Regions from separate parts of the Homo sapiens genome. Here region 2 is linked to region 1. A link is a contact called in ENCODE Hi-C or POLR2A ChIA-PET data. All regions are on one chromosome and are shown on one strand. The core of a region is the stretch at or near the end of the contact, and the rest is flanking DNA. Distances in the headings are between cores, read along the strand shown. Region 1 overlaps FGFRL1 (fibroblast growth factor receptor like 1). Region 2 holds the start of TACC3 (transforming acidic coiled-coil containing protein 3).

Evidence for each region. A loop is a pair of places that touch in the nucleus more often than their neighbours do. ChIA-PET counts read pairs that join two places held with the same protein, here RNA polymerase II (POLR2A). Pooled maps may share reads with other maps.
Region 2: a loop to region 1 is called in a pooled map, with 2.9 times the contacts of the local background. The contact joins the promoter of TACC3 here to the enhancer-like site in region 1. A Hi-C loop is called at or near these places in 1 of 168 maps with a recorded cell type or tissue (naive thymus-derived CD4-positive, alpha-beta T cell), 1 of 37 single-sample maps with no recorded cell type and 14 of 50 pooled maps. POLR2A ChIA-PET finds 5 or more read pairs at or near these places in 2 of 52 experiments (CD4-positive, alpha-beta T cell and HEK293T).

Annotation. Positions count from the first base shown.
Region 1 is chr4:1,016,899-1,023,474 of GRCh38, reverse strand. It overlaps FGFRL1 (fibroblast growth factor receptor like 1), which reads right to left. Exons shown (of 7, transcript NM_001004356.3): 3 at 1,000-1,272. Among named protein-coding and RNA genes, the nearest start is that of FGFRL1, 8.6 kb to the right of the region's middle. RefSeq lists an enhancer at 4,467-5,336. Within about 2 kb of position 1,619, at least 3 of the 41 ENCODE cell types and tissues checked have a DNase peak (open chromatin) inside an H3K27ac peak, as active enhancers do.
Region 2 is chr4:1,717,733-1,725,116 of GRCh38, reverse strand. It overlaps TACC3 (transforming acidic coiled-coil containing protein 3), which reads right to left and starts at 3,596. Exons shown (of 16, transcript NM_006342.3): 1 at 3,474-3,596; 2 at 1,534-1,696; 3 at 1,247-1,389. The coding sequence starts at 1,695. It overlaps TMEM129 (transmembrane protein 129, E3 ubiquitin ligase), which reads left to right and starts at 3,794. Exons shown (of 4, transcript NM_001127266.2): 1 at 3,794-4,484; 2 at 6,491-6,965. The coding sequence starts at 4,280. RefSeq lists enhancers at 2,766-3,761, 4,844-4,943, 5,584-5,663 and silencers at 3,384-4,193, 4,204-4,253.

The DNA of each region.
Region 1 (6,576 bases), core at 370-2,869:
GGGCAAGGGCCGCTGGCCCACACTGGGCGCAGGTGACCCTGATGGGCACGGGTGGGGCTGGAGGGCCGGCCCCCATTCTGGCTCCGGGGGGTCTGCAGGCCCCGGGGGAGGAGGGAGCCGGGCCCGGCCAGCAGCTGCAGTAACCCTAGCCTACATCAAGGGGCCGAGGGCTGGTGAACAGACGAGACTCTCATACCACCCGGTCATCGTCCCCTTTGAAAGGACTGTGGGGTGGGGGTGGGGGACAGCCAGTTTTCCCATTCCACACAATGCCGAGGGGCAGGGCGTGCTGTGGAATGTCCCCTCCATCCACCCTGTGACAGCCGCTCCTTCACTGAGCCCAGGACCAGGCTGTCTCAGGCCGCACCCCCAGACCCTGCTGGGGCCTGGGCCAGGCTCCTGTATTCAGAAAACGGGCACATGTACCCTAAAACTTAAAGTAGAATTAAAAAAAAAAAAGAAACGGGCCAGCCCAGCTCCCAGGAGCTCCACCCGAGGGCCCCACACCCAGGAGCCCAGCGGAGCAGGCGGGGTGCCGGGTCCCTAGGTATGGAGGGCGTGTCTCTCTGGACACCTGTCCAAGCCCAGCGCCCGGGCCCCAGGCGCAGAAGAGAACAGAAAGGCCACGCATCCCGGCGGCTCCTCTGAACTCCGAAACCCGAGCCTCAAAGTCACAGCCGACGGCCGGCACACCCTGCCAAGGCCTCGGGCCCCAGCCCTTCTGTGGGACCACTGCCTTCGGCTCCCGCCCTCCACCCTCCGCCCTCCGCTGGGAGGAAGGCTCCGAGGCTGGAGCCTGACGGGGACAGGAACGGGACAGGATACCTGGGGGATGGTGGCAGAGGTGCAGCCAGCTGAGGTGGGGCAGGGCACCGAAGGAAGGCTTTCTGCCGGGGGCTGGCTGACTCTCGGGCCCCAGGTGTGTCCCCGTCCGCCCTCCTGCACACCCCTGCCTGGCTCCAACCCAGCCCATGACCTCTGACCGCAGCAGCGACTAACCCAGCACGACGAGGGTGTAGTTGACGCTCAGGCTGCCGAAGCCGTTGGTGGCCTTGCACACGTACACGCCGGCATCCTCCCGCTCCACCTGCTTCACCTTCAGCCCCTGCGGCAGCACGCGGAAGCGGCTCCAGCCGCTGTGGATGGTGCGGCCATCCTTGGTCCACATGGTCAGCGGCGGCGGGTCCCCCTCCACTGGGCACTGCAGCCGCACAGTGCGGCCCAGCCGGGCCACCTGCCGTGGGACCACCTTGTCCGCCATCTTTGGGGGGCCTGCGGGTGGGACCGAGGAACAGTCAGCGAGGAGGGGCTTGGGGTCCGGAGCCGGGGGGGCGGTCAAAAGGGGACCCACGGCCCAGCACAGACCTCGGGCCTGAGCTCCACCTGGGTCACCTGCCCAAGATGAGCAGAGGGGCCGAGGTGCAGTGCCCCTGACCCAGGCCTCAGCTGCCCACATGCACCAAAGCCCTGAGCACTGGCCCAGCAAACACCACGTCAGCAGCCTCTCATGGCCGGGGCAGCCCCGTGGCCCCAGAGGCTGGCTCTTTGAGACACGAGAAGGGAGCAGGGTCCCCAGAGGATGCAAAACAGCTGCGCTTGGTAACTCTCGAAAACCACCAACCAAAAGGGCAGAGTCTCCTTCTGGTCATACAGGAAGCAGCCGTACACCCGAGGTCAGAGGGGACAGTGGCCCCCCAAGGACAAGGGCAGTAGGGGGATGGGGGGCCTGGTGGGTCCCAAAGAGGCCCCAGGCCCCTCACCTAATTCCCACCCAACCATCAGCCCAGGGCCCAGCCGGGCCTGGGCATGGGCCAGCGACCCCACAGCTATCCACAAGCAACCGAGCACGGCGGGCTGCCTGAGCCTGTGCAATGTGTGGATGAGAGTCTGTGCAGCACCCACGTCTGTGTCAATATCAGACCTGAGTTCAGGGACCACAGATGCCCAGGTCTGTCTGCCCACCCCCAAGGGCCGTACCCTGCCAGGCACCTTAGCCTTGAGGGGGCATGACCCCAAGGCCCTGGGGTCAGAGAGCAAGCCTCTGGAGAGACGTAGCTCGGGCTGACCACGGGCACTGCCGCTCCTGTCTGGGGGGCAGCCAGTATGTCCTCCCACCACCTGTGAAACCCACAGGAGCAGAAAGGCTGCGGCTCCACATGGCCACCTGCACCATCCCACCCTATGTGGAGAAGCCGAGCCCTCCTTTCCTGGCAGAGGCCTCCTTTCCTGGCAGAAAGGAACCCACCCCATCCCCTGCCTGGGTCCCCGCCCCACCCCATCCCCTGCCTGGGTCCCCATCCCACCCCACCCCCTGTCTGGGTCCCCACCTCACCCCTTCCCCTGCCTGGGTCCCCACCCCATTCCCTGCCTGGGTCCCCACCCCACCCCCATTCCCTGCCTGGGTCCCCACCCCGCCCCATCCCCTGCCTGGGTCCCCACCCCGCCCCTTCCCCTGCCTGGGTCCCCACCCCGCCCCATCCCCTGCCTGGGTCCCCACCCCGCCCCTTCCCCTGCCTGGGTCCCCACCCCGCCCCATCCCCTGCCTGGGTCCCCACCCAGCCCTGCCCCTTCCCCTGCCTGGGTCCCCACCCCACCCCATCCCCTGCCTGGGTCCCCACCCCGCCCCTTCCCCTGCCTGGGTCCCCACCCCGCCCCATCCCCTGCCTGGGTCCCCACCCCAGCCCCACCCCTTCCCCTGCCTGGGTCCCCACCCCACCCCATCCCCTGCCTGGGTCCCCACCCCGCCCCTTCCCCTGCCTGGGTCCCCACCCCGCCCCATCGCCCCATTCCCTGCCTGGGTCCCCACCCCATCCCCTGCCTGGGTCCCCACCCCATCCCCTGCCTCAGTCCCCACCCCACCCCATCCCCTGCCTGGGTGCCTCTGGGCTGGAAGGCAGGGCCAGGGTTCTGTGTGTGTGTGACCAGCCCCAGTGGGCAGTGCCAAGCCGGCCAGGAAGATGAACCTAGAACACACAGACCCTGCAGGCCTCAGAAACTCGGGGCACCGCAGGGCCTGTACCTGGATGGAGCTCCTGGGAAAGGAGGGCCCTGCGTGCCCCACTCCCCACGTGCTGCTCCCAAGTCCTGCAGCGGCGACCACAGCCCACTCACTGCTCTCCATGTCGGAGAGGCGGCCGCAGGCACCCCACAGTTCCCAGGGCATCTCTCGCCAGCCCATGGGTGACAGTGTCCATCCCGCACTGCAGCCACTGCTGTCTGGGAGCGTCCAGGCTGCGTGCAGAACACCAAGAGGTAGCAGCTGCTCCAGGCCATCTCGATGGGGCCTGGGGCCGCGTGTTCCTCCAATACACAGTTAACAGTGGCCCTGTGACGTCTCCCACTGGCGTCTTCAGACACTCAGGGAGCAGCTCCCATTCTGACCCCCAAGTCTGGGGACAGGGACCCTCACAGAGAATCCCTATCACCTCTCTGGAGGCCTCCCAATCAGTGCTGATAGCACAGGGGGCGTTGCCCAGGGCCTCTAGGTTCTGAGCCCACAGGCATCATTGGCCGCTGGGGCTGGGAGTGGAGACACGGCGCCTCCCTGCTGTGCCCAGAAACACAAAGGGTGGGCTGAGGCTCTGGAGGGAGGGATTCTTCTCAGCCCTGGCTCACCCGGCCCATCCCAGTCCTTGGCCTCTCTGAGAAAACATGTGGGGGTCTCTTCTCTGACTCACGTCTCTCCCTCAACTCAGGACCCTCCCACCCAGGCCATGGGCCCCAGCCCTGAAGCCCCTCCTTCCCTACCCTCCCTGCAGCTCCCCGGAGAGGAAATGAGATGGCGGCTGTGGGGGGCTGCCAGCCCACCACCCCCTCAGTGTGGTTCTGTGAGCTGCCCAGGGCTGGGGGCAGCTCTGGCAAATTTGTCCCGGGGAGGAAGCGGCTGCAGGGCCCACAGCACTGGGGCCTCCTGACCCCTTCCCAGCCGGCCCAGGTCCCAGACGCACCCCAGGTTGACCCCACCAGCACCTGTCGCTGCCTGAAATCCCACCACCCACAGGGCCTCCCGGGACCAAGGGGGAGTGGCCAAGGCCCCTGGCCAGCCCAGCCCCTGTGGCCCACAGCCTGCAGGGGTGCCTGGGCCTCCTGGCTGGCTACCTGGGCACAGGCCTCACACGTGCATGTTCATGGGTGCACACAAGTGTTCACCCACACAACTGTCCAGAAGAAGCAAGAGAGCGAGTGCCTGGCCCTGTCCTGGGTGGGAGCACACTGACCCAGCCCCCCACATCTGGGGAGGGAGCCCACCTCAGAGGCTGAAAGCCCCAGCTACACTTCGGGAAGGTTTCCCAGCCCCCACCCTGCCCCAGGCAGATACAAGCAAGGCTTGGTGAGGTAAGGGTCCCCAAAGGCATGCGGGAGGTGCAGGATGACAGGCACAGACAGGGAGGCGGGACCCCCGCCTGTGGTCACCACTGAGAAAGGGGGCAGAGACAAATGACCGCTGGATGGCCGGAAGCGTGGCCCCCAGGGCCGGCCTGCAAGCGCTGTAGGCACGGGCAGAGGCAGCTGGGCCAGAGGAGCCAGGCTTATCCTAAAGCAAACAGCCTCCCTCCCCCTCGCCAGGCCTATCCCACCCCCACCTGGGCTCCCCGGACCCCCTGCTGTTGCCGGCCCAAGACCCCCCGCAGGAGGGCCTGCCCAGGAGGAAGCCCATCCCCCCAGATTCCTGGGGAATGATCACACCAGGACAGCGGCCAGGGCACCACGCCACCTGGACGGGCGTCCAACCCACGCAGCCTATGGGGAAACTGAGTCAGGACCTGAGGGCACAGGCACCTGGTGGGAAGACCGGCTGCCTCGCACTGCAGCCAGGAAGAAACACAGGGAACCCCCGCCGGGGCATGACAGCAGCACTGTGCCACCTCCGGGGCCGTGCACCCTGCCAAGACACCCCCCAGCCTCCTCCTCCAGCACAGCCCCTGCCCTGCACACACACTTAGCCACAGCCGAGAGGCCCCCAGCACAGGCAGGACACCAAGGGCCACATGGGAGCGAGACATGAGAGTAAACTGAGTCTGAGACAGGGCCTCACTGCTGTCAGGTATGGAGGACTAGACTCGGAGGCAGTGCGCCAAGAAGGCGGATGCCTCCAAATCCTCCCGCCGCCCCCCCCACCCCTGCCCAGCTGTAAAAAACACAACTAGGGAAGGAGGAGGAGCAGGGGCTTCCCACAGCAGCAAGGCCCAGAGGCCGCTCTGCCTACACGCTTTGTCACACACACACTGTCCCCAGACAGAGGCTCCTCTTTCCCAGGGCCCAGGGAGGGTGGAGGTGGGCAGGCCCTGGGATGGAGGGGAAGAAGCTGCAGTCTGGAGGGACGGAGGCAGGAACCCCCTGCGGCCTGCCCTTCCCCGTCTTCACAGGCCCTCATATCAGCTCCCCGAACACCTGCCCCATCTGAAGTGCCCTCTCCGACACCCCTCACCCCGTAGCTCCTCGGGGGCTCCAATATCTCTTCTGGAAGGGCCCGTCCTGGCCACGTGGTCCAAACCCACACCCAAGCCCCTCTCCCGTGCTCGTGGTGTCCCGAGGCCTGGCATACAGCAGATACTCAGTGGACATTCGTAGGGAGAACGGTGTGGGTGTGGGGGCCGGCCAGGGCAGGTACAGAGGATGCAGGGCTGGGGCTGCCCGGCTTCCCTCCTGTGGCCAGGTGGCTCCTCCCCATGGGGCCTGGCTCCTACAGGGAGCAAGGAGGGGGTGCTTCCCCAGAACACAGCCCTCAGCACAGGGAGAGACACCCAGGCAGGGACACACGTGCAGCGTCATGACCCCTCTGTTGGGAGAAGACACGAGCTAGGACCAGGACACTGGCTGGAAACGGCCTCCTCCAACTTTCCAGTGCACCCTGCACCTCCCAGGACGCCTCTACAGCCCAGGCCAGTGGTATCCACCCCTCTACAGAGCCCGAGGCAGCACCTGCCCAGGTCGGACGGGACTCCTGACCCAGTAGGGACAACGGGGGCTTCCCAAGGAAGGAGCACTCACTGCGGCAGGGGCTGATGCTGGTCAACAACACAGCAGGGTGGGGCGTCTGTGGGGACAGACGGAGCCAGTGTGCGCTGGGGAGGGAGGGGCAGGTGGAGCTGACCGCTGAGGAGCTGGCTGTGTGGCCCCCTCAACCCCAACCCTGACCGGCTACCCAAGTTCCCGCATGGAGGAGCTGGACCAAGAGCGTCCTGGCAGCCGAACGAGGCCAGAGTGGAGTGAGGATGCCTGCGAACTGGGGGGCCCTGCATGGCCCAAAGTTTCCAGCTGGAGGAATTCTCTGGCCTGACCCAGGACCTGGCCACGGGGTGGGGGTGGCCAGGCCCCAAGTCCTCCTGGAGAAGCTGAGTGGCCTGGGGGAAGGGGGCTCACCTTGACCAGAAGGGAGGGGAGGGGAATCAGGACACACTGTGTCGAACCCCTAGTGGGGTGCAGAGCCAATCCAGGTGCTGAGCCTTCTGCAGCCGGTGGTCCCCCCACCCGGTTACCGAGAAGAGACACAGTGCCCCCATCACAGATGGCCGCTATGTGGCTGTGCCAGGCCCCCAGGGGCACCCAGGGCAGGAGTGAGTGGGAAACCCCAGA
Region 2 (7,384 bases), core at 2,347-4,846, 700 kb before region 1:
TTACTAAAAATACACAAAATTAGCCAGGTGTGGTGGCGCATGCCTGTAATCCCAGCTACTCGGAGGCTGAGGCAGGAGAATCGTTTGAACCTGGGAGGCGGAGGTTGTGGTGAGTTAAGATCGCACCATTGCACTCCAGCCTGAGCAACAAGAATGAAACTCCGTGTAAAAAAAAAAAAAAAAAAAAAATTGGCCGGGCATGGTGGCTCACAGTTGTAGTCCCAGCTACTAAGGAGGCCAAGGTGGAGGACTGCTTGAGCCCAGGAGGTTGAGGCTGCAGTGAGCTGTGATGGCACCACGGCACTCCAGCCTGGGTGACAGAGCGAAACTCTGTCTCAAAACAACAGCAACAACAGTTACATCAGCAAAAAACCAACAGAAAATCATGCCTCTGGGGTCCCTTCCCACCCTGGATGCAGATGAGGTGTTCCTGGGTGCCCAGACAGATTAGTTCAGCCGCAGAGTAAAGAGCTGCCACCAGGATCCTCCCTTTCTAGGCAAAGACAGACACCGCCTCGCCATCCACTTGCAGTTAAGAATCAGGTCGGCTAAAAAATTAGCCGGGAGTGGTGGCGGCGGGCGCCTGTAGCCCCAGCTACTCGGGAGGCTGAGGCAGGAGAATGGCATGAACCTGGGAGGTGGAGTTTGCAGTGAGCCGAAATCGAGCCACTGCACTCCAGCCTGGGTGACAGAGCCAGACTCTGTCTCCAGAAAAAAAAAAAAAAAAAAAAAAAAAAGTGAAGTATGAAGTTATCCAAGTATCTGATGATCGACTTTTCTGTTAGTGAACTGGCCATATGCTGCATACACTCAGTGCAGATTTCAGGAGAAATCCAGCCAAGGCCGGCCGGGCGTGGTGGCTCACACCTGTAATCCCAGCACTTTGTGAGGCCAAGGCGGGCGCATCATGAGGTCAGGAGGAGATCAAGACCATCCTGGCTAACACGGTGAAACCCCTTCTTTACTAAAAATACAAAAAAATTAGCCGGGCGTGGTGGCAGGCGCCTGTAGTCCCAGCTACTTGGAAGGCTGAGGCAGGAGAATGGCATGAACCTGGGGGGCGGAGCTTGCAGTGAGCGGACATCGCGCCACTGCACTCCAGCGTGGGCAACAGAGCGAGACTCCATCTCAAACAAACAAACAAAAAATCCAGCCAAGGCCTGATAGAACAAGACAGCACTTTCCTGCAAGAACCATCGGACAGAGAGGGTGAAGCTCCAGCATGTCCAGCAGCACCAACACTTACTTCTCTTTCTGTGTCCAGACCGGGTGTGAGTTTTCCAGTCCAAGGGTGTCATCCTGAGTGAAAGGAGCCTCAAGTTTGCTGGCCATGCTAGGACTTAGAATCCTGTGCGTCTGTGGATCCCGCAGAGGTGTCTGAAAAGTCACCTGTTGCGGAGTGAGGAGGAGAGCACCTATTCATTAGTTCAAGCTGTTACAGCCACACCAGCAGTGTCCTGCAGCTCAGAGGTCACCAAGAAAGCAGGCCCTAGGGCAACCTGGCCAGCCACACACTGTACAGGTCACACTTACCTTCATAGCTTTGGCCAGGTTCTTGGGTGGCACATTTTCTTTCTGTGACACACGAAGAACAGACGATCTTCCGGTAACTTCTGGTGGCGAAAACAGGAAGTCGCAATTTTCTGTATTTTTTTCATTGCTGACATTTTTGTCGTTTAAGACCTGCAGACTCATTCTGGAAAAGCAGAACATGTTTGTGTCAGTGTGAGGGCAACACTACCACATTGTCCAGACACAGACGTGACAGCTGCTGCAAGGGGCACGACCACTTCCCACACAGGTGTGCTCATTGCTCTGGAACTCACACCTCCCACACGTGTCTCTTGGCAGAGAAAGCCTCAGACTGAGTCCCCATCTTGCTTCAGAGACTCACTCTCCAGCCTGGCAGGGGGAGCCATGGGCAGCACTGCTGCTTCCTGGGACCAAGAGCTAAAGGGCCTTCAGGCTGAGATGGTGAGAAAGAAAACCCAAGCCTGCATAATCTCTACTGCTGTATTACTATATCAAGCAGAAGTCAAGAGACGGAAAAGCCCGGGCCAATAAGAAACCCGGATGAGCCAGAGGAAGCCCTGGTCTCCCCACAGGCCTCTGCGTGTGACGTGAGGCAGGACCGGGCAGTAGAGGGCAGAAAAGCAGGACAGCGGCTCTGGTCTGCTCTCTCCCACCGGGCTAGGCAGCGGGACAAGACCAGGCTGAGAGGGTGAAGGCCCAGAGGAGGAGCTGGGAGACGATGCGCAAACAAGGGAAGCCCAGAGCTGAGCAACAGGTGCCAAGGAACTTCCACATCAGAGCCTCCAGTCAGTCCCAGGTTCCAGGGCTGCCCAGGTCCTCACGCCGGTCACCCACACACTTGCCACCCTTTCTGTCTACAGCGTTCCCAGTCTAGGGAATGACGTAGGGAAAAAGGCTGCCAGAGAGAACCGAGTGTCGACCAGGGCAGGAACCCCACAGGCACCTGGTGGTGGAGGGGGACCTGGGGAGGCTTTGATTTGAAGAAGAGCAAAGTTGGGGAGGGTCCTGGAGAAGAGAGAGGGGGCAGCCCCGGCAGGTCGGTGCTGCAGCTTGAGAAGCCCACTGTGGTGCTGTGTGTGGGTGGGGAGGTTAAGAGCAGAAGGGAAGCAGGGAAACCACAGGCTTCTGGAGCCCAAGGAGTAGATGCCAGACCAGACCCGGGCCTGGCCACTGGCACATATGGGACTTACGGACGACGCTTAGGTTTTCGCCCTGAATAACTGGGTACAGGGCAGGGGAAGGGGTGCTGGATCGCTGGGGGACCCGCAAGCCTCGAACTCAGGGAGAAAGTGACTCGGAGGAAGCCTTCTGGCGGCCTGGAGGAGCTCGGGAGAGCAGCAGACCCAGCCTTAGTCAGGAGGGGCCTTTACTGACTATGGAGGCCCGGGAGGGGCTCTGGGCAGAGAAGGGACCGGCCCCAGGCTGGTGCTTTGGTGCTACTCTGGTGCACAAGAGGGATGCGGTGCGGGGGGAAGGTGGAGCGGCGCAGCAGGTGCGGGGAAGCGGTAGGGGCCCAGGTGTCCGCCGCAGGCGGCCTAGATGGAGTTGGCCCCAGGACGGAGGCCGGAAGGGACCAAAGAACAACAGGAGGGTCCGCGTGCTGGGAGCCAACAAAGAGCCAAGGTGGGCGACCGAGAGACAGGAGAGGGTCGAGGAGAGCAAAGCACCTCGGGGCGCCCGCTCCGCCGTCGGTCTTGGCCCAGCTCTAGCCGCCCCTGGCCACCATCCAGGGGGCCCAGCCCGGCGGTCGGTCTAGGGCCGGGTCCCATGACAGGGCGCGGTACAGGTTCTGGCGGCGGCCCCAGGAGGAGCCGTGGGGGACGCTTCCCGGGGAAAGCGGCGGCCGGGGCGGGAGGGCGAGGGCCGAGGGCGGGGCGGGGCGGGACGGCCTCGCGCCCCCAGGACCCCAGCCTCCCCGCGCCGTGTAGCCGCTCTCCTACCTGCCCGCCCGCCCGTTGCCGGGCTCTGAGCCCGCGCCGCCGCCGCCAGGAAGGAGGGGTCCGCGTCTGCTCCACGCCGGGGGCCAAGCCTAGCTGCTACCGCCGTCGCGCTTCTAGCCCTTGATGGCCGCCGGCGCGCCGGAGTTTCAAACGCCGACGGTTGCCTTCGCGCGGCCAATCAGCGCGCGGCCGGGGGCAGGACCGCAGGAGGGCGGGCGTCCAATGGGAAGCTGTGCCTCGCCGGCTCCGCCCTCCCTCCCCCCCCACCCCCCGCTCGGGCGCCGACGGTTCCGTTTCCGGAGTGGAGGGCACGCCAGGGTGTCTGAAGCTGAGACCCCGGGCTCGCAGTCGCCCCATGAATTTCGAGTTCCGCAACTGACGCTACTGGGCGGGGCTTCATGGCCAGGGCCTCGCTCAGGCCTAAGTTTCCCCACCTGTGCTCAATGCACAGGTGCGGTGCCGCCTCCAGGGCCGGCCGAGAAGAGAGGCCGCACCCGCACGGGGACTGCATCTCCCAGAGCGCCCCGCGAGCGGCCGAGCGGCGGGACTCCATGCCCTAGAGTGCCCCGCGGGCGGCCGGGCGGCGGGACTCCATGTCCTAGAGTGCCCCGCGGGCGGCCGGGCGGCGGGACTCCATGTCCTAGAGTGCCCCGCGGGCGGCCGGGCGGCGGGACTCCATGTCCTAGAGTGCCCCGCGGGCGGCCGGGCGGCGGCCGCCGCAACCGACAGGTCCGGGACTGGGCGCTGCGGCCTCGTCCGCGCGCCGGGGCGGGGGCCTAGCTCGACAGCTTCCCGGCGGCTGCGCGATGGACAGCCCCGAGGTGACCTTCACTCTCGCCTATCTGGTGTTCGCCGTGTGCTTCGTGTTCACGCCCAACGAGTTCCACGCGGCGGGGCTCACGGTGCAGAACCTGCTGTCGGGCTGGCTGGGCAGCGAGGACGCCGCCTTCGTGCCCTTCCACTTGCGCCGCACGGCCGCCACGCTGTTGTGCCACTCGCTGCTGCCGCTCGGTGAGGCTGCTCGGGCCGGCCGGCCGCATCCTCTCCTGCGCAGGGCTTGCTGGGAGGTCAGGAGGAGGCCTCCGCCAGCTCCCCGAGGCCCCGAAAGCGCCTGGGCGCAGCTGGGGAGAGGCGCCGGTCCTCATCCAGAGGGACCGCGGCGTGGGCTGAGCGCGCTTAGGGGCGCCGCCGGCACTGACTTGCAGGTGACGGGAACCCAAGTTCAGAACCTTGGGCAAGGGATGCTCCGGCCCACCAAGTCCTGAACCGTCACGTGCCTGGGGGTTGCAAGGCCAAGCAGCCCTTGCTTGTCGTGGTTGGGGGCAGTGGCCAGGAGAAGGCAACTGTTGATTGAGTCCAACGGAAGGGGTCGGAGGGGCTGTGTGGAGGGTGGCACTGCACTAGGCCTTGGAAGGTGGGTGTGGAGAGAACAGGCGGATTTGGAGGCAGTTCCAGTTTGGGGGCGCCACAGGGGCAGAGGCTGGGGAGGGCCTCTGTGCAGTGCAGGTGGGACGCTCAGAGTTGTCCAGGGGGGTGCTGGGCTGGGCCCCAGGTGCTAGCTGGGGCTCTGGAAGGTCCCTCTCTCAGCTGATTGGATGACGGACAGGTGGGAGGTGGGGTGTGCAGTGGCTGGAGGGGGATTTCAAGGGGGTACCTCTGGAGGACACGGGGGCAGACGCAGCCCTGGGAGGACAGATGGCCAGTGGCTGGCCAGGTTTGCCACTCTGGGGATACAAGAGGGGTGACCCTCCACATCCTGGTTTGAGGATGCAGCTGCCTGGGCCCAGAAGAACTGGAGGCAGGTGTCGGGTGGAGGCGCCCAGGCCTGCCTCATGGAGAGGGTGGGCTGGGGGCCCACTTGAGAGATGGATGGGGCTGAGTGGGGCTGGGGCCCTGACCAGGCCACTTTCTAGGGCTACTGGGTGGGTTTCTGTAGCCCTTCCAGCTGCACCCTCCCCAGAGGCCTATGAGGGACCACAAGTGAATTGTGGCAGCCACACCTGGAGCAGACAGCACAGCTGGCCTCACAGTCGGATGTCAAGCTCTTTTTATTTTTAACTTAGTTTGAAAGTTTTCAAGCTTTATTAGGTATTAGTTACCTGTTTTATTTTTATTTTTACTTTTTGAGACGGAGCCTCGCTCTGTCACCCAGGCTGGAGTGCAGTGGCATGATCTCGGCTCACTGCAACTTCGGCCTCCTGAGTAGCTGGGACTACAGGCGCCCGCCACCACGCCCGGCTAATTTTTTGTATTTTTTAGTGGAGATGGGGTTTCACCGTGTTAGCCAGGATGGTCTCGATCTGACCTCGTGATCCGTCCGCCTCGGCTTCCCAAAGTGCTGGGATTACAGGTGTGAGCCACTGCACCCGGCCCCTAGTTACCTATTGTTATATGTCATGTTACCTTGAAATGCAGTGACTGGGCCAACTCCAAATGTGGACTATTACTTTTTGCCAACTGGAACCTGCTGGTGCAACTCCTCACCATCTCCATGGCTTATTTGGACCTTCAAATTGTCCTCGATCTGGCCAGCAGGGCCCTGAAGCTGGCTCCGTGTCCTCTGGACATGTCCCATCATTCTTTGAGACTTGCTTCCTTTCTCGCACATAACTTTTCAGCTCTGGGATGCACCACATTTGATCAGCCTCCTCAGAGCGGGTGAGATTGAGAGACTGAGATCCTGTCCAGGCAGCTGCCCTGGCAGGCCAGGGGTCAGCTCTGCCTGAGGTGACACCTGATTGTGTTTATTTTTCCCTTTCTAGGCTTTTGTAGTTTTTTCAACACTTACGTATTGTGTGAAACTAAAGCAGCAAATTAAAAACCTTTTCCGCTAATATATCCTGCCTTTGCCACAGGCAGGGAGAGAGTGGCCGGCTGGGGAAGTGCAGAGTGGGTAAAGCCCAATTACCCTGGGAGCTGACCCTGGAACCCGGGCAGAGGGCCAGGTCCAGGGCTGTCGGGGGGTGGACAGCGGCCTGCCACTCACTTTCCCCTGAGGCTCACCCTGTCCTTTGCAGGCTACTATGTGGGCATGTGCCTTGCGGCTTCAGAAAAGCGGCTCCACGCCCTCAGCCAGGCCCCTGAGGCCTGGCGGCTCTTCCTGCTGCTGGCCGTGACCCTCCCCTCCATCGCCTGCATCCTGATCTACTACTGGTCCCGTGACCGGTGGGCCTGCCACCCACTGGCGCGCACCCTGGCCCTCTACGCCCTCCCACAGTCTGGCTGGCAGGCTGTTGCCTCCTCTGTCAACACTGAGTTCCGGCGGATTGACAAGTTTGCCACCGGTGCACCAGGTGCCCGTGTGATTGTGACAGACACGTGGGTGATGAAGGTAACCACCTACCGAGTGCACGTGGCCCAGCAGCAGGACGTGCACCTGACTGTGACGGAGTCTCGGCAGCATGAGCTCTCGCCAGACTCGAACTTGCCCGTGCAGCTCCTCACCATCCGTGTGGCCAGCACCAACCCTGCTGTGCAGGCCTTTGACATCTGGTAAGAGTGTGGTGCCTGTGGGGCTGCGGAGGGCACATGGCAGGCCAGAGCCAGGCTCTGGTGCCACGACCCCTGGGAGGTGCTGGGTGTAGCTGGTGTGGACTCCAACACTCCTGGGCTTGTGTGACACCAGGCAAGGTGTCCACAAGACACCAGTCACTGAGCCCTCCCGCATAGCCCTCCCTCGGGTCCCCCTGCACTCTTGGCCTCCCCTTCCACTCCCTGGAGCCACCTCCCCCAGATTCTTGGGGAGCACTCAGGACAGTGCAGCCCTCAGGCTGGACAGCTGCCTTGCTCCTAGGTCCGTCCCGTGCCCAGGCTGGGCTGTCTGGCACTGGGTCCGTGGGCTCTGGCCTTAGGGCCATCTCTCCTGGTTGGTCCTGGTGCGACAGCTGCCCTGTCACTCCTTGGGGTGTAGC